Linked DNA regions of Homo sapiens: region 1 is linked to region 2. Evidence: chromatin loops called from intact Hi-C (ENCODE). Cell type or tissue: Calu3. All regions are shown on one strand. Each heading gives the region's core, and the rest is flanking DNA. Links, peaks and the distances in the headings are about the cores only.

The links. A loop is a pair of places that touch in the nucleus more often than their neighbours do. Peaks named below come from ENCODE experiments on the same cell type or tissue, not always from the same donor. Only the 100,000 strongest peaks of a DNase experiment are listed, where the experiment ranks them.
Region 1: it touches region 2 in a loop (14-fold over the local background); 7 of 110 quality-filtered maps call a loop at or near these places.

The regions. Positions count from the first base shown.
Region 1 is chr16:87,013,931-87,023,863 of GRCh38, forward strand. No RefSeq gene overlaps it. Among named protein-coding and RNA genes, the nearest start is that of LINC02181, 39 kb to the right of the region's middle. RefSeq lists an enhancer at 1-6. In Calu3, for the core only: a CTCF peak has its summit at 3,734; a DNase peak (open chromatin) is centred at 3,611.
Region 2 is chr16:86,559,057-86,568,939 of GRCh38, forward strand. It overlaps FOXC2 (forkhead box C2), which reads left to right and starts at 7,773. Exons shown (of 1, transcript NM_005251.3): 1 at 7,773-9,883. The coding sequence starts at 8,280. The coding sequence ends at 9,785. FOXC2-AS1 (FOXC2 antisense RNA 1) reads right to left here and starts at 8,705. Exons shown (of 2, transcript NR_125795.1): 1 at 8,561-8,705; 2 at 6,089-6,262. RefSeq lists enhancers at 7,908-8,492, 8,493-9,076. In Calu3, for the core only: a CTCF peak has its summit at 4,925 (motif pointing right); DNase peaks (open chromatin) are centred at 4,955, 7,705, 8,415, 9,435 and 3 weaker places.

The sequences.
Region 1 (9,933 bases), core at 591-8,590, 450 kb after region 2:
TTCACTTATTCTTTCCCTCACTCATCTCTTTCATTCATTCCCTCATTCACTCCCTCATTCACTCACTCATTCATTCCCTCATTCACTCACTCATTTCCTCATTTGCTCATTCACTGATTCACTCGCTCACTCATTTACTCACTCTCATTCACTTATTCTTTCTCTCACTCATTCACTCTTTCATTCATTCCCTCATTCACTCCCTCATTCGCTCACTTTCTCATTCACTCATTCATTCCCTCACTCACTCACTCATTCCCTCACCCACTCATTCCCTCACCCACTCACTCATTCACTCCCTCACTCACTCACCCACCCAGTCATTCACTCACTCATTCCCTCACTCACCCACTCATTCATTCCCTCACTCACCCACTCATTCATTCCCTCACTCACTCATTCACTAATTTACTCACCCCTTCAGTCACTCACCCCCATTCATTCACTCTTTCACTAATTCCCTCACTCATTTCTTATTCACTCATTCACTCACTCACTGACTCATTCATTCACTCACTCTTTCACTCACTTACTCTTTCATATACTCTTTCACTCACTCACTGAGTCACTAATTCCCTCACTCCTTTACTCATTCACTCACTCCTTCACCCATTTATTCAGTCGCTCACTCATTCACTCACTCCTTCACTAATTCACTCACTCCTTCACTCAGTCATTCACTCATTTACTCACTCATTCAGCAAACACAAAGGACTTCCTGTGTGTCAGGGCTAGTGCTGAAAGTTTTGGGTGTGCAAGGAACACAGAGGGGCAGGTAGATGCTGAAAAATGCAGTCCTCTCCTAGAGACACACACTGAAATATTTACAGATACAATGATAGAGTGCTTAGGACCAGCTTCGACATTAAGCAAGAGAGGGGGAAGTGGCTGGGAATGTGTGAGGGGCAGAACTGGCCATGGCAGAGGGGTGGGAACACAATCTTCATTATCCCGTTCTGTTGACCTTTGAGAAATTTCATTTGAAACTATGGTACCACCTAACAGCAACAATAGGGCCATACAATGATGAGTGAAGGGCCTGTGTTCTCACTGCCTGCCTCAAAGCCCAGCTCTGCCATTTACTAAGGGATCTGACCCCAGGCAACTGTCAACCTCTCTGTACCTCAGTCTCCTCATCTGTGAGATGGGGACAATAGCACCTGTCCCAGAGACAGAGCTGTGGGAATTAAATGAGTTCTTCTCTGTGAAACAGTGAGTGCTCAGGACAGACAGCACTTGTTGACTCTCCCTATTGCTGCAATTCTGTTTATTTCCTAGATGATGACGCTGAGGGTCAGAGTGGTAGAGAGACTGACTCAGGGCCACACGGCTAAGGAAATTGCAGAACCAGAATTGGAATTCCATGCAGGCGGCTCCAAAGTGTGCTCCAGCGTAGGATTGGGCAGGGACAACGCAGCAGGATCAGAACTCTGGCCTGTTTGGATGAGCATAGGGGTGGCAGGAGTGTCTCAGCCAGGCCCCACCAGGTGCAAAGGCCTCTTTCCTGAGGCATACTGACGCCTTTTCCTCCACATGATGGTTGCCTAAGGAGGACCCAGCACACAGCCCAGACTCCATAGGCCCTCAGCAGTGTGGGGGGCATGGTTTGGGTAGCCTCAGGCCTAAGGTCAGGGCTGAATGTCAGTGGCAGGCCTCCAGGAACTGGTTTTGTCACCTTCACTCTGCTTCACCATCCAACCACAACACACAGGTGAGTTCCTATTGTTCCTTAGGGTCCTCACATGGACAGCACCTCCTCCAGGGAACTCTCCCCAACCTCAAAAAGTTAAACATAGGGCTGGGCGCAGTGGCTCACGCCTGTAATCCTAGCACTTTGGGAGGCCGAGGCAGGTGGATTACGAGGTCAGGAAATCAAGACCATCCTGGCTAGCACAGTGAAACCCCGTCTCTACTAAAAATACAAAAAAAAAAATTAGCCGGGCATGGTGGCAGGCACCTGTAGTCCCAGCTACTCGGGAGGCTGAGGCAGGAGAATGGAGTGAACCCAGGAGGCGGAGCTTGCAGTAAGCCGAGATTGCACCACTGCACTCCAACCTGGGTGACAGAGCAAGATTCCGTCTCTAAAAAAAAAAAAAAAAAAAAAAAAAAAAAGAAAGAAAGTCAAACATAGATTTGGCACACAACTCAGCAATTCTACTCCCATGTAAATACCCAAGAGAAATAAAAACAGGGACTCAAGCAAAAATGTGTGCATGAATATTCACAGTGGCATTATTCATAATAACCAAAAAGGTAGAAACAGCCCAAATGTCCACCAATGGATGCTGAATAAGCAAATTGTAGTCTATCCATGTAGTGGAATACTATACAACCATGAAAAAGAATCAAGTACTGATTCATGCTACAACATGAACAAACCTCGAAAATATGCTAAATGAAAGATGCCAGTCACAAAAGGCTGCATATGATTCTGCTTTATGAAATGTTCAGAATAGACAAATTCTATAGAGACAGAAAGACGATTAACAGTTGCCAGGGGTTGGGGGGAAGGCGGATGGGGAGTGGCTGCCTAACGGGAACAGAGTTTCCTTTTGGGGTGATGAAAATGTTTGGTGACTAGATAGACGTGGTGGTTGCACAACATTGTGAACTCACTAAATGCAACTGAACTGTTCACTTTGAAATGGTTAATTCTATGTTATGTGAATTTCACCTCAATAGAAAAAAAAAAAGAGACAGACTGAAGTTCAGGACAATTCAAAGTCCTGGAAAGTCAATTATTCCATTCCTGACATTATTATATAAATGGTGAGGCTGGCGATAGGAGGGAAGGTGGTGGAGGCAGCTGCGCTGGCCAGGAACGCAGGGTGCGGCTCAAAACCTTCATGGTTTAGAGTAACAGGAAGCCTGAGCACCACCATAAATCAGGATTTTCTGACTGGGTTTCTTGTACCGAGCAGAACTCAGTGTATTGAATATCCCAAGCATGTGTGGGGCTCTCGCCTGCCCAACTGCCAGTCCCTGCCAGTGGGGAGGCTTCTAATTTGATGCTGGCCTCAAACTGAAAATCGCTCAATGAAAAAATTAGGTTTCAACATTTTAACAAAAGTCAAGCTGGAACCGACGTTAAACATGAGCCGGAGGATTTCGGTAACTGCAAGGAAAACACAGACGGACAAGTTTCTTGCATGGCTGGGGCAATTGAAGGGATATTTCCTCTTCTGGGGCCAACAGTGGAGCTCAGAATTGCAGCTGCAAGTGACGAGTGTCTGCCCGGCTCATGCCAGCATGTGAACCCGAGGCATTGCCCACCCCCATCCCTTTGTCACGGGCACATCCAGTTTCTCCTCTGCCAGATTCCGTGGATCCAGAGGTGATGGCACACAGAGGCTGGACCCCAATGTTTCTGGATTCTGCTCACCTAGAAGAAGACATGTGTGGCTAATGCAAACCCCCCAGAGCTTATTTCCCAAAGCTCTAGGCATACAAAGCTGGAATGGGCTTTGGAGAGGGTTCTGCCTTTGCCTGTGAGCGAGACTTTTCATCAGCCTTTTAGGTGATGCAAAAGTCATTGCGGTTTTTGCCATTAACTGCAGTGGCTTGTACCAACCTAATAAGAAGCTGTGAGTCACCAGCCTGACCTCAGGGATGCCCAGGAAACAGGAAATAATCCCACACACAAATGCTCCTGACGGAGAGAGTAAGAAATCTACTCTATCAAGCACAACGCCCTCTCCTGCTTCTCATGTGTAAAGGTTCCTGATCTTTCTGAGCTGCTATTTTCTCATTTGTGTGCACGGGTACCCAGATCACCCATCCGGTGGGCTCTGCCTTTGTAAAACCTAGGCTACCTCATCTGCTGTGAGAATTCAGCTGGCTTCTGCACCCTGGCCCTTCTGCCTGGAGCTCTCCTCCCAGCCTCCTCTCCTGGGCCAGTGCCGCCATCCTGAGTCTCACCTTGAACCTGAATCTCTTGGGGCTGCCTTGCCTAACTCCCAGACTGAGATAAAGCCCTCATTATACCCTCACCTCCCTTCCTCTGCCAGAGACCGAACGCTCCCTGGATTATTTATAGATGGGCCCACCTGAACAATCCAAGGTAATCTCCTGTGTCAGCTCTTTCACTCAATCATATCTTGCGAAGTCTTTTTTTTTTTTTTTTTTTTTTGCCATGTAAGGTAACACATTCAGGTACCAGGGGTTAGGATATGGACTGTTTGGGGGACTGTTATTCTGTCTACCCCAGGCGAGAAATCAACTGTCACATCTTCATACAAAACAAACACAATTTATGTGGGCGCCGTAGAACTGACAGCTTGGTGGGAGAGAAAGATAATAAAACAATTGAATGGATAACTCTTGGAGGTGGCTAACCTTTCTATCTCAATAATGACAAAAAAAATTATTTATGGATCTCTGACTATATACTAGGCATGTTCTTAAAACTTATAGACATGACCACAATTCATCCCAACAATAATGTTAGAGGGTGTGCCTTATTCCCATTTCACAGAAGTGAAAACTGAGCCTTGGGAGCGTTCCATGATTGCCTGTGGGTTTACACTCATGTTGACTCCACCGTGCTGCAGACAGAGGCCCCTGAGTTTACCGTGTGTTCACCTGCCCTGCACGCCAGAATGAAGATCTAGAGATGGTACAAGAAGTGTCTGCACACGTCCTAATAGGCCGGGAGAGGAGGAGGGGAGCTCATTCCTTCCCCTTGCTGGCAGCTCCTTTCCCAAACACACTTGCAGGGAGGCAACTGCCGCAAGACGCCTTTGCACTTGCCTCACCTGGCCCACCCCACGCTCCTCTCCTTGCCACTCGGCCAAACAAGCGCAAGTGAAGAGTGATGCCGACCAGTTGTTGAGCATATATAGGCCACCTGGATCACCCAACCAGGAAATCAAAACTGCAGCCATGCCGGGCACGGTGGCTCACGCCTGTAATCCCAACACTTTGGGAGGCCGATGCGGGCGGATCACGAGGTCAGAAGATCAAAACCATCCTGGCTAACACAGTGAAACTCTGTCTCTACTGAAAATATAAAAAATTAGCCAGGTGTGGTGACGGGCGCCTGTAGTCCCAGCTACTCGGGAGGTTGAGGCAGGAGAATGGCATGAACCCAGGAGGCAGAGCTTGCAGTGAGCCGAGATCGTGCCATTGCACTCCAGCTTGGGTGACAGAGCGAGACTCCATCTCAAAAAAAAAATAAAAATAAAAAAAATAAAAACTGCAGCCAGACAGGCATGGTGGCTCACAGCTGTAATCGCAGCACTTTAGGAGGCTGAGGCAAGCAGATCACTGGAAGCCAGGAGTTCAAGACCAGCCTGACCAACATGGTGAAACCTCATCTCTACTAAAAACACAAAACTTAGCCAGGCATGGTGGCACGCACTGGTAGTTCCAGCCAATCGGGAGGCTGAGACGGGAGAAGTGCTTGAAGTAGGGAGGCGGAGTTTGCAGTGAGCTGAGATCATACCACTCCCCTCCAGCCTGGGCGACAGAGCAAAACTCTGTCTCAAAACAAACAAACAAACAAACAAAAAAACCCCTGCAGCCAGTGGAATTGAGAATCTGCAGCATCGATCGACAGCCTCAGTTCCACCCTGGGAAAAGGAGTTCTCTTTGGCTGTAAACTGGTCTCTAACTGTTGTGATTGTGAGATGTCATTTTCATCTCTGCACTGAGTCCTGTTTTATCGCCCATGTGTGCTGTACAGACATCCGATTTATTCACTGTCCACTCTCCAGGTGTCTCGGTGATCCAGAACTCATTTAAGAAGGAGGCATGGAAAGTCTTTGAGTGCCCGAACACACAACAAACCTGCATAGTAAAACACATGGGCTTTATTTATGCCTCCAACACTCATTCTGTGTTTATTTACTCTTTGTTTAAACACAATTCTAACAAACTTGATTATTTTGTACAGACACATTAGAATGATCACATTAGAAAGGAACAGAGAAAAGTAAAATCAGATATAGTAGATTAATTAATTAATGAGTGTACGTGTGGGTGTTTTTTATATATATAGTTATATATATTATATTGTTTTATGTATAGTTATATATATTATATTGCTACCTAGTTATATATATAGTTATATATGTTATATATAGTTATATATTTTATGTATAGTTTTATATGTTATATTGTTATATATAGTTATATATTATATTATATATATATATATAAAATATTAAAGGCAATGGGGAAAAAATAAAGACATGCATATGGCAGTCAGGAGACGTTTAACTGAGAGCCAAAAGTCCTCCATAGGTCAGCTGTCCCTGAGGGCACCGTGGCCCTCCCACAGCAAGAGACGTGCCATGTAATGATCAAGTGTTCAGGTGTTTCCATTCCCCTTCTTAAAGTCTAAGACAAAAACTCACACCTGGACCAGGCTGACTCTCCTGGTGTAAAGCAGGAAGATGTGATGAAAACTAGAGCCAGGAATGTCAACTCGCACTTTAGTCTGGGATGCTTGTGTGGTCAGTTTCGCCCACAGAACCCCAAAAGAAATTACACTGAGGGCTACATCCTGACCCCTTTCCCCAGTCCCCAGGGTCACGGGGCAGAAACTTCTCTCCCACACACCAAGCCCCAGGCCAGGGCCCTGGGAAACCTCCCATGTCCTCGTCCCACCTGCCCCATGTGGTTGTCACTGTTTCTCCCATATTAGAGATGACAGAACCAAGACTCAGACAAGGGAAATGCATCCAATCCAAAGGCACAGAAATGATGGTGGAGATGCAAGTGCTGCATCCCAGGTCTAGCTGACTCCAAAGCCCATGGGCTTTTTTCCAGCGTTTCTTTCTGCACTTGACCAAAATTGGGAGACTCCTGGTGATGGCAAGCTGACTGTCTCCTGCGGCGTTTCATTGCGTCTGTCAAGTTTCATTTCAGGGGATAGGGATGCAGCAGCACAGATTCGAACCTTCCCAAATCTCCAATAAAAACAGACAGAACAATGAGAAGGCAAAACTAAACCCTTAGACAACCTCAACAGCAAATGAGGTGACAAGCTGTCCCCAAACTACAAATACAATCAGGTGGCGGAGGGCACCAAATACAAGTACCTGTGTGTCACCAGCATCTGTGTAGGGCACAGCAAGGGAAGCTCCAGGGCTCTGGCAGGCTGGAGATCAGGGAACAGCAAAGTAGCCAACAGATGCTCAGAGGCAAACATGACAAACCACAGGACTGTGGCAGAAGCTGAGAGGAGTTTCTAACTAAAAGCAGGTGATGTCAAGAAGTCTAGTCTAGGGTAGGCTGACCTCCATAGATTCTCCAGAATGAATGTCCAGGGCTTCCTTCCAGGGCAGGGCCCTTGCTGACAGCAGATTCAACACTGAGACAAGAGGGATGACAGAGACAAAGGAAGAGTGGGACCAGATAACAGGGAGGGACGGGGAAGGAGCCAGGAAATACCAGCACACCAGCTACCAAAGCGTTAACAGTATATGAGAACAAACAGAAGCAAAGAAAGGAGCTCCCTGACTTAGATCAGCTACCAGAGGTAATTTCCCAAAAGTGGAGGACAATCACATCAAAAAAAAGAGGGGAGAAAAAATTATTGAGTTTAACTAGGATACAAATTTACTACAAGCAGAATGAAAATAAGGAACAGAATAAGAAGCCTGTGGCCAAATTTGACCCACAGTCTGTTTCACAGGGCCCATGAGCTGAGAGTGTTTTTCACTTTTTTTTTTCCCTGAGATGAAGTCTCACTCTGTCACCCAGGCTGGAGTGCAGTGGCATGATCTCGGCTCCCTGCAACCTCTGCCTCCCGGGAGCAATTCCCCTGCCTCAGCCTCCTGAGTAGCTGGGATTACAGGCACACGCTACCACACCCAGCTAATTTTTTGTATTTTTAGTAGAGACGGGGTTTCACCATGTTGGTCAAGCTGGTCTCGAACTCCTGACCTCATGATCCGCCCGCCTCAGCCTCCCAAAGTTCTGCGATTACATTGTTAAAAAGAAAAAGAAAAATATGTGACAGCGATTTTCTGCAAATCACAGGCCTAAAATATTTGCTGTCTGGTCCTTTATTGAAAATCTTGGCTGACCCTTGCTATAAATAACAAAAGCATGCCAGACAGAAGCAAACTTTAATTTTTTGAAAAAAAGGAACTGTAATGACCGACTTCAAAATGAGCTAAAAGATATTGATGAAATGACTAAAGTCATGAAAGAACAACATCCGTTGGAATCAGGAAATCTCACGAAGGAGGTGATGGGAGTCCAGGAGGGAAAAGAGTCACTTCATGAATGGAGACTAGAGACACATGGGGAAAATAATCATAATTGATACATTAGAGGTAAACAGAGGAAGCTTTTAAAAATCCTTTTTGGTAAGGATTTGAAAAAAATTTCAAAGTTAGGCAAAGAAAAGCCAACATACAGATAAGGAGCCCCTGAGGAAGAAAGCCAAAGAGAGAGAAGCAAGCAAGTGGTAAACCCATAACTCGAGAAAATTTCCCTAAAATTAAAAACATTTGAAATTATATATTAAAAGAGCATACTGTATACCTGATAATATCAATCCAAATGACCAGTAAAGAAAAAAAACCCTGGACTTTGGAGGTAAATAAATAACTCTTTGCCCAACTAGGCAAAAAGAGGATGACTTGCAAAGGAAAAAAAAACAAAATTAATCTTCACACTTTTTGACAGCAGTACATTGTGCCAGAAGAAAATGGAGCAATGTATTTGCAATATTCAAATAAAGAAAATCTAAGCCAACGATTTTGTATTCACTAAAGCTAATCTTAAAGAATAAAGAGGCTGGGCGCGGTGGCTCACACCTGTAGTTCCAGCACTTTGGGAGGCCAAGGCAGGAGGATCACTTGAGCTCAGGAATTCAAGACTAGCCTGGGCAACAGGGCAAAACCCCGTCTCTACAAAAAATACAAAAATTAGCCAGGTGTGGTGGCATGTGCCCTGTAGTCCCAGCTATTTGGGAGGCTGAGGCAAGAGAATTGCTTGAGCCTGAGAGGTGGAGGTTGCAGTGAGCCAAGATGGCTCCATTATACTCCAGCCTGAGCAATGACAGTCAAACACTACAGAAAAGAAAGAGAGAAAAAATAAAGAAAGAAAGAGAGAGAGAGAGAGAAAAAGAAAGAAAGAAAAAGAAAGAGAGAAAAGAAAAAGAAAAGAAAAAGAAGAAAAAAACAGATTACAGATAAACTATAATCAGTGTGCAAGAACGCAGGGAATATTGTTCCCATGATCTCTTAATGGGCAGCTGCTAGAGAATGGGCTTCAGATGGTAAAATAGTGGAAGTGACATTCTCCAAGGGCTGGTGCTGAGCAGTAAATATAGAATTGCAGCCATGCACTGCAGAATGACATTTTGGTCAACAATGAACCGCATATGTGATGGTGGTCCCATAAGATTGTAGTGGAGATAAAAAAAAAACTCCTATCGCCTGCCTGCCATAGCACACAACGTGTTACTCACATGTTCGTGGTGGTGCTTTTACAATAAAGATATAAAGAAAATATTTTTGTACAGTTGCACAATGTGTTTGTGTTTTAAGATATGTATTACAGAAGAGTCAAAATGTTTTTCAAAACCTAAAAAGTTTATAAAGTAAAAACATTACGGTAAGATTTATTATTGAAGAAAGCAAAAATTTTAATAAATGTAGTCTAGCCTAAGTGTACAGTGTTTATGATGTCTATAGTAGTGTGTACTAATGTCCTAGGTCTTCACACTCACTCACCACAAATTCACCCAGACAAACTTCCAATCCAGTGAGCTCCATTCACAGATAAGTGCCCTATAGAGGCATGTCATTTTTATCTTTTGTATTATATTTTTACTGTACCCTATTTTTAAATATGTTTGAATACACAAATCCTTACCACTGTGTTACAGTTGCCTACAGTATTCAGTACAGTCTCATGCTGCCCAAGTCTGAAGCCTAGGGGTGCACAAGGCTCCGCCATCTAGCCTGGGGGTGC
Region 2 (9,883 bases), core at 1,884-9,883:
GCCTCTCCACGCTGGTGACGGTGAAGTGCCGGATCCATGCGGCCCGGAGAACAGCACCTAGAATGCAGGGAGAGCTCTCTACGAGCATTGACCTAAAATAAAGTTTCAGCCTGTCATCATCCATGCGCCTGCCACAGCTTGGGAGCCAGGGAGCACTTGACGATGAGTCCCCATTTCTTATGCAGTGTCTGCCTAAAATAAGTGCTAGTAAATGTTTGAAACAAATCCTGGGCTTGAGCCACAAATGGGAGGCAAGGCCTGTGAGTTACGGTTGGGCAGGCAGTGAAGTGGGGGAGGGCTGCGTATCTCTGAAGCCCCATTTGTTCAATGTATAGTTAAGAACATGGAGTCTGTGGCCGGGCACGGTGGCTCATGCCTGTAATCCCAGCACTTTGGGAGGCCGAGGCGGGAGGATCACCTGAGGTCGGGAGTTCGAGACCAGCCTGACCAACATGGAGAGACCCCGTCTCTACTAAAAATACAAAATTAGCTGGGCGTGGTGGCACATGCCTGTAATCCTAGCTACTCAGGAGGCTGAGGCAGGAGAATCACTTGAACCTGGGAGGCATAGGTTGCGGTGAGCCGAGATTGCACCGTTGCACTGCAGCCTGGGCAACAAGAGCGAAACTCTGTCTCAAAAAAAAAAAAAAGAACATGGAGTCTCATGGAGTCTGTGTCAAGCAGAGCTGTGCACAGGGCGGACCAGGCCCCTGCCTGTCTTCCCTGTATGGGGGTGGTGAGGCAAACAACAGATAGAAGACTGAATGAGACCACACCAGGCAGGGGAGCCTGTGCCACTGAGAACATGAGTGAGGAGAAAGGGGGAGGTGGGGGGGGCAAGGTAAGCGGATGGCTGGGGGAGGCCTCGGAGGAGGGGGCAAGGGGGCAAAGAATTGAGATGAGGGACCAGGCCCGGGGCACAGCAGGCCCAAAGGCCATGCGGTGGGTCCAGGCTGGGCTGGCCATGCAAGCCCCATGTCGGGATGCACACAGGCAGAGGTGGGGGCCAGGGCCAGGGAGTGTTCTTGGCTTTTACGGACTCCTAGAGGTGGACAGCACCCAGTGACAGTGGTGGTCGGACTCCCCTGGGAGAGCGCTCTGCACTCTTGGTCTTATTCAGTGAGACCCACTGGGGTCCCACTCAGTTATGCCACTGTGGGCGCCAGCCCTAGTCCCAGTGGTTACTGGAAGCACTGGCTGAAGCTGCTCCCAGACTGTGGCTTTTGAGCCTGGCTTATTCCTTGGGGCTCAGAACACCCATCCTACAGGCTGCGCATTTGATGAAAATTAAATCGTCCCCCTCGCCTCTTTCTCAACCTGTCATTGTCCAAACACTGAAGTCCTCTCTGACCTCCCCAGGGGCAGCCTGCTTTCCACAGGCCATTACGGTGAGTCCATGTACCCCACAGGGTTAATCACAGGGGTTCAAGTTAGTGATATAAAAAACTCAAATCTCATACACATTAAGTTGTGTGTGGTCAGAAGTCATGGCTTCATGGATACACCATTATGGATGTTTTTCATTTAACTTTTTAAATCTCCTCTAATTTCCAAGTCCCTAATTCTTTTTTTTTGGGGGGGGCGGTAGGGGGGATGGAGTTTTGCTCTTGTTGCCCAGGCTGGAGTGCAATGGAGCGATCTCAGCTCAGCGCAACCTCCACCTCCCGGGTTCAAGCGATTCTCTTGCCTCAGCCTCCCGAGTAGCTGGGACTACAGGCGTGCACCACCATGCCCAGCTAATTTTGTATTTTTAGTAGAGACGGGGTTTCTCCATGTTGGTCAGTCTGGTCTTGAACTCCCGACCTCAGGTGATCCGCCCGCCTTGGCCTCCCAAAGTGCTGGGATTACAGGCGTGAGCCACCATGCCCAGCCCCAAGTCCGTAACTCTTAATCTCAAAGAGGCAGCAAAGGAGTGGGTTAAGAGATCCCAATTTCATCACTTGGCAGCAGCAACACTTAGTTTAGTTATTTAAGATCTCAGTTTCCTCACCTGCAAAATGGTGGTATTAATAGTACCTACCCTAAAAGAGGAGTAAGTGAGAGGTCGTGGCCAAAACGCTTAGCACGGTGCATGGCACAGGGTATGTACACATCACTTTTCCCCTTATCTACTAAGGAGAGAAATCTCGGAAACAGTCGTACACTCACTCAAGCACTACTTGCACACACATCTTGTGCTGAGGTACTGGGCAGTGCACTGGGGCTGCAGAGAACAGAGGACAGTCATTACTTACCTGGAAAGACAGTATGAGGCTGCCGAGCAGATGCCTGGGCCCAGGGAAGACTGATCTTCCTGTCCCCTGGGCGCGTTGGGGACTTATGACCAGCTCTGGCCTATGAGCTGTGAATAGAGGTGATACATGTCACTTCCAGGCTGGAAGACTTAATTCCCAGGGCCGGATCACCTCTCTCCCCTGCCTAGATGACAGGAACAGATATGATGAGAGGTGGTCTTTGAAAACTCAGGCTCCTGAGTGACTTTGATGAACAGAGCCCTCTGCTAAGCTGGGGTTGGCTCAGGGTGGTCACTGAGACTAAGTTTCTTTAAAAAGAAACATACATGTATCTTTAATATTATGATTGCTTGAGGCTAAGAGTTCCAGGCTACTGTGAGCCATGAGCCATGAGCCATTACACTCCAGCGTAGGTGACAGAGTGAGGCTCTGTCTAAAAAAAAATAAAATCCCACAACATCTATAATATGGAATGTCTGGCATCTTTGGTTAATTGTGGCAATGCCTGAATTATAAAACAGATAAGCTCCTCAGAGAATGTGCCTTTTTTTTTTTTTTTACCATGAATTATTGTGATGAACTCCATAGCTATTGATGGTAGTTTTCCAGAAACTTCCAGTAAAGGAGGAGAGCAGACGCTGGACTAAGTTAGGCCCTCGCTAAACATTTTGCAAATTCCTTCCATGGAAATACCTTCCTTTACTGTCACATTTCTTTTCAAATTTTCACAGTAACAAAAGTGTTTTACTCCCATTTTTTATTTTGAAAAATTTCAAATTTACAGAATTGCAAGAACAATACAATCAATACCCAGGCACCACGGGTTCAACAACTGTTCTCATCTTACTACCTTTGCACGACCTTCTGCCCTCCTTCTCCCCTCTGACCCCACCTTGGTTGAATCTTTTGAATCTTCTCCTTCTTCTTCTTCTTTTTGAGACAGGGTCTTGCTCTGTCACCCAGGCAGGAATGTAGTGGTGCAATCATGGCTTACTGCAGCCTCAACCTCCCAGGCCCAAGTAATTCTCTGCCTCTGCCTCCCACATAGCTGGCACTACAGGTGCTCAGCACCACACCCGGCTTTTTTTTTTTTTTTTTTTTTTTTGTATTTTTTATAGAGATAGGGTCTCACTGTGTTGCCCAGGCTGGTCTTGAAACCCTGAGCTCAAGCGATCCTCCCACCTCAGCCTCCCAAACTGCTGGGATTACAGGCATGAGCCACCATGCCCGGCAGGGTGAATTTTTTAAAGGTTGCAGAGATGATGAATATCAGCCCCAAACATTTTGACACGTACCTTCTAAAAGCAAGGACATGCTCTTACTTGACCATGTATAATTATCGCACGCAAGAATCTTACCCTTGATTCAAGGTTATTATCTCATACACATCCCAGATGCAAATCTTCCCAAGTCTCCTCAAACCTGTCCTTGGTTGCTGTTTAAAATATCCCAGCACTTTGGGAGGCCGAGGCGGGCGAATCACGAGGTCAGGAGATCCAGACCATCCTGGCTAACACGGTGAAACCCCGTCTCTACTAAAAATACAAAAAATTAGCCGGGTGTGGTGGCGCACGCCTGTAGTCCCAGCTACTCGGGAGGCTGAGGCAGGAGAATGGCGTGAACCCGGGAGGCGGAGCCTGCAGTGAGCGGAGATCGTGCCACTGCACTCCAGCGTGGGCGACAGAGCAAGACTCCGTCTCAACAACAACAGGAAAAAAAGAAAAAAGAAAAAAAAATTTCTTCCGCCTAGGATTGAGGGTTGCGTTTACTTGTTGAGTTTCTTTAATCCTTGTGACCAACAGCAGTTCTCACTACCCACCCGCTTCTGTAGTCCTTTCTGGCCCTGCCCTTTGTCGATGGCGCAGCATGGCTTTCACTCACCGGAAAACTCACACACAGTAAAATGAGCTTGAACTGAGTTTTAGAAAAGACACTTTTTTTGTCCCACAAAAGTTTAGAAGCCGGATTACAATGGATTTTTAGGAGGTGGCGCCGACTTTGTGTAACCCAAGGGCTCCTCGGTTCTCAGGCAGCTTCTGGAAGCCTGGGACTCCTCTGCCACCCGATCCCTTTCCTCAAAACCAAGGCACCTCGTGACCCCAGAAAAGAAATGTTTGAAGGATATTGAAATGAATGAATGGGAAATAGTGAGACAAGAAACAAAACTCCTTTCACTTGTCCCCTCTTTGAGTTCTCTGTTGTACCTCAAAAGTAGAAGTGGCTGCTGCCCAGTTTCAAAGTCTGCCTCTTGTTCAAGCCAACCCTCTAAACACACGACCAGCACAAACAGCTTTCTGATGAATTCCCTGAAGCTCACGCCACACCTCGGGCAGAAAGACAGCTGCAGCGGGAAAACATGGACGAGGCAATTTGTTCAACAACTCCGGGGGAAGAAAATGCAGACTTCTAGCCACCTAAGAGGCATAGATTTTATTTGGGGAAAACCCCAGCAAGTTTCCCTAGAGAAAATTTCTTGCTCCCCGAGCAGTTTCAAAGACATTTTTGTTTCCCAACAGATCATGTTCTTGACACGTTGCGAAGTTACGGGAAATGTTTTTTAATCGACGCGATGCAGTTTATCTCCTTTCTCTGCTTTTACAGATTTCTGAAGGCTCCATTCCAGCCGTGCAATGCCCAGGAGTATCCACAAGGTGTCAGCACCTTCATGATAAGCAGGGCGGGCCGGGCGGTCTTTTTCTTTTTCCTTTTCTCGTAGTAGTTCCCTGGTTGGCCTCAAGATGACGCCAACACCCACGGAGTCCGCCCAGCCGCTCCAGGTGCAGCGGCCACGGGCCGGGAGGAGCGCAGCGCGGTGGGGGCGGAAGGCGAATTAAATACCTTTAGGCTTTATCGCCGCTTATTATTCCAGGAACACGCGAGGCCCTCTGGGACCCGATTCCGCGTTCGGCTCACTGACTTACAAGGTCAAGAAGGGGGAAAATCAGCCAGAAAGTAGCAGCCCCCCATCCGAAATACCCTGGCAGGTTAAAGAAAAGCTGGGAAATACGGTTTTTGCAAAGTCCAGGTGTATGGAAGGCGTTGTTTTAATAACCTGAACAAACATCTTTCCCGGAGTCCCACTGAGCAAACAAGAAACCTAATTCCAGGGGTAAAGGGAAGTGTCTCTCTCACCTTTTCTGTCTTGATGAGACGAATTTCTTTCCCCTCCCCTTTTCCTTTCTTTGGGGCGGGGGAGGGTGGATAATATATTGGGCGACTCGATTTAGGTGTTTGTTTGTTTGTTTGTTTGTTTCCCCAGATGACATTGGTTTAAACCGGGACACCCTTGTGAATACAAACGTAGGCAGCAACTGCCATTTTGGAATTTATTTTTTCATAGTCCTTAGCTATTTTAGGTTTTGCTGTGATAAAGCTGTTTCTCTCTCTCTCTCTCTCTCACACACACACACACACCCCTCGTAAAAGCAGAGTAAATAATATTCCTCCAGGAAGCCTACAGGCTGAGGAGTGTTTCTTGATCAATAGTTTGCATTTCCAGTAAAATCGTGACACGAACTCAGTGTGCCTGTCATGCGCTGCAGGAGAAGGGCACTTTTTGCTAGTCCTTTTTTTTTTTTAAGCTAGATGCGGAAATACTAGCTTATTAAAAATAATAAAGTCATGGTGGGAGTTTAGGGTTGGGGCAGAAAGCTCAAATCATTTGCCTGTGAGCTGAGAACTGGGCAGCTTTATTTTACTTTGTTTCAAAGAAAGAAGAAAAAGGATCAGGTTAGAAAAAGAGCCCAGAATACTCATAAAAACAATGTTTCAGAAGTGGAATATTCAAGGTAAAGGAACCTGATTTGTAGCTTCCCTTTGGCTTTGAATTGATCAGGAGACAAAGATAATGCATCTACATTTTCGTCTTCTGTTCTTTTATTGGAAATAAGTGGCACGCCCCATTGCCTTCTAGTCGCCTCCCCGAAGCGAAGAGGCCGAAGCGAAGAGGCCTGGTGGGTTGTCTCAACATCCTTTTGCTGAGAATCGAATACGCAGCCGATGAACAGCCAGGAAGGGTGCAAGGAAACCTGAAATACAAATGTTCTCCCTGAAGCCCTCTTCCCTGCCCAACCAGACCAGCAACTTCCAAAATTCTGCCCGTGTTTAGCCTTGTTAAAGGGGTGTCTCACTCCTTCAGGGAAAGTGGGAAAAGGGGATCTGATTATTGAGGTGTGGAAGGAATAAATAATCAGTCCACAAATAAACAAACTGTCCGGGATTCCTAGAGGGAAGGAGAAATCCTTGAAGGAGATCCAAGTCGCTCCAGGTCTGCCTGCCGAATAATATCATCCCGAAGGGATCTTGAACCGTTTGCAATCAACCGCTCACCCAGTCTTCCCACGGAGCGCGCTCCCTAACTCACCCTACCCACCCAACAAAACAAAAAAAAGGCTGAAATATAGAAAAGCAACTTGGAGGCTCCCAGGGGGACGTTGCCAGGAGCAGGAGGCAGGGACAGCGCCCTAGGGTCGGTGTTAGCGGCCGGCGCCGGCCTGGGCCACGGGAAACGTCCACGCTTGGTGCCCGCGGTGCGCGGCGCTCATTGCGCGCGCCTTCGAGCCAAGCCCCCGCGGAAAACAGGCTCGGGTTTCTCCTCGCAGGGCCCAGGAACTCGGCTCTGCCTGGCCCGGGTGGGTCGCTGCATTGTCCCGGTCTTCTGGGAGTGCGGGGTCAGCTTGTTAGAGGGAATTTCTACCTGGGAAAAGGGAGACGAGTTTCGAAGCTGAAGTTGGTAGGCTGCGAGTGTCCACGCGGGAGACGAAAGGGGGAAATAGCAGAGTCACTTCACCCTTTTCCCCAAACCCCACAAAACTGCTCGCAGCGACGCGGATGATCTACCGAATTCCCCGCGAATTCGGAGGATTAAGTTGTCAGTCAGCACGTTGCTACCTTCCCCTCTATGCACTCCGCTGCCTGGCTCCTCGGCGGGGAGCGAGGGAAACTCAGTTTGTAGGGTTTACCTCTAAAACCTCGATAGGTTATCCTTGACGACCCCGAGCCTGGAAACTCCCTGTTGATGATTAATTATTTGATTAAATAAGTATAACATCCAGGAGAGGCCCTGCCATTCCAATCCAGCGCGTTTGCTTTGAATCCATTACACCTGGGCCCCCATAATTAGGAAATCTAATTATTCGCTTCATCACTCATTAATAAGAAAAATGTCCCAGGATCATTGCTACTTACAAGGTCTTTGGGAGAGATATTTTACTCTATTAATCCATTCTATTTTATATTTCAAATTGATTTTTTTTAACAGAGGAAAGTGGCTATCTTTTTGTTTTGGGCATGTGGGCCCATTCACCAAAATGTGATCATAAAATAAATTTTAATAAGATATAACTTTTTAAAAAGTTTTCAAGTGAAGACGGAGTCGCCGCGGAGGCCGGGGCGGCGGGGTCTTAGAGCCGACGGATTCCTGCGCTCCTCGCCCCGATTGGCGCCGACTCCTCTCAGCTGCCGGGTGATTGGCTCAAAGTTCCGGGAGGGGGCGTGGCCCGAGGAAAGTAAAAACTCGCTTTCAGCAAGAAGACTTTTGAAACTTTTCCCAATCCCTAAAAGGGACTTGGCCTCTTTTTCTGGGCTCAGCGGGGCAGCCGCTCGGACCCCGGCGCGCTGACCCTCGGGGCTGCCGATTCGCTGGGGGCTTGGAGAGCCTCCTGCGCCCCTCCTCGCGCGGGCCGAGGGTCCACCTGGGTCCCCAGGCCGCGGCGTCTCCGCTGGGTCCGCGGCCGCCCGCCTGCCCGCGCTGCCGCCGCCGGGTCCTGGAGCCAGCGAGGAGCGGGGCCGGCGCTGCGCTTGCCCGGGGCGCGCCCTCCAGGATGCCGATCCGCCCGGTCCGCTGAAAGCGCGCGCCCCTGCTCGGCCCGAGCGCCGCCGCCCGCGCACCCTCGCCCCGGAGGCTGCCAGGAGCCCGGGGCCGCCCCTCCCGCTCCCCTCCTCTCCCCCTCTGGCTCTCTCGCGCTCTCTCGCTCTCAGGGCCCCCCTCGCTCCCCCGGCCGCAGTCCGTGCGCGAGGGCGCCGGCGAGCCGTCTCGGAAGCAGCATGCAGGCGCGCTACTCCGTGTCCGACCCCAACGCCCTGGGAGTGGTGCCCTACCTGAGCGAGCAGAATTACTACCGGGCTGCGGGCAGCTACGGCGGCATGGCCAGCCCCATGGGCGTCTATTCCGGCCACCCGGAGCAGTACAGCGCGGGGATGGGCCGCTCCTACGCGCCCTACCACCACCACCAGCCCGCGGCGCCTAAGGACCTGGTGAAGCCGCCCTACAGCTACATCGCGCTCATCACCATGGCCATCCAGAACGCGCCCGAGAAGAAGATCACCTTGAACGGCATCTACCAGTTCATCATGGACCGCTTCCCCTTCTACCGGGAGAACAAGCAGGGCTGGCAGAACAGCATCCGCCACAACCTCTCGCTCAACGAGTGCTTCGTCAAGGTGCCCCGCGACGACAAGAAGCCCGGCAAGGGCAGTTACTGGACCCTGGACCCGGACTCCTACAACATGTTCGAGAACGGCAGCTTCCTGCGGCGCCGGCGGCGCTTCAAAAAGAAGGACGTGTCCAAGGAGAAGGAGGAGCGGGCCCACCTCAAGGAGCCGCCCCCGGCGGCGTCCAAGGGCGCCCCGGCCACCCCCCACCTAGCGGACGCCCCCAAGGAGGCCGAGAAGAAGGTGGTGATCAAGAGCGAGGCGGCGTCCCCGGCGCTGCCGGTCATCACCAAGGTGGAGACGCTGAGCCCCGAGAGCGCGCTGCAGGGCAGCCCGCGCAGCGCGGCCTCCACGCCCGCCGGCTCCCCCGACGGCTCGCTGCCGGAGCACCACGCCGCGGCGCCCAACGGGCTGCCTGGCTTCAGCGTGGAGAACATCATGACCCTGCGAACGTCGCCGCCGGGCGGAGAGCTGAGCCCGGGGGCCGGACGCGCGGGCCTGGTGGTGCCGCCGCTGGCGCTGCCCTACGCCGCCGCGCCGCCCGCCGCCTACGGCCAGCCGTGCGCTCAGGGCCTGGAGGCCGGGGCCGCCGGGGGCTACCAGTGCAGCATGCGAGCGATGAGCCTGTACACCGGGGCCGAGCGGCCGGCGCACATGTGCGTCCCGCCCGCCCTGGACGAGGCCCTCTCGGACCACCCGAGCGGCCCCACGTCGCCCCTGAGCGCTCTCAACCTCGCCGCCGGCCAGGAGGGCGCGCTCGCCGCCACGGGCCACCACCACCAGCACCACGGCCACCACCACCCGCAGGCGCCGCCGCCCCCGCCGGCTCCCCAGCCCCAGCCGACGCCGCAGCCCGGGGCCGCCGCGGCGCAGGCGGCCTCCTGGTATCTCAACCACAGCGGGGACCTGAACCACCTCCCCGGCCACACGTTCGCGGCCCAGCAGCAAACTTTCCCCAACGTGCGGGAGATGTTCAACTCCCACCGGCTGGGGATTGAGAACTCGACCCTCGGGGAGTCCCAGGTGAGTGGCAATGCCAGCTGCCAGCTGCCCTACAGATCCACGCCGCCTCTCTATCGCCACGCAGCCCCCTACTCCTACGACTGCACGAAATACTGACGTGTCCCGGGACCTCCCCTCCCCGGCCCGCTCCGGCTTCGCTTCCCAGCCCCGACCCAACCAGACAATTAAGGGGCTGCAGAGACGCAAAAAAGAAA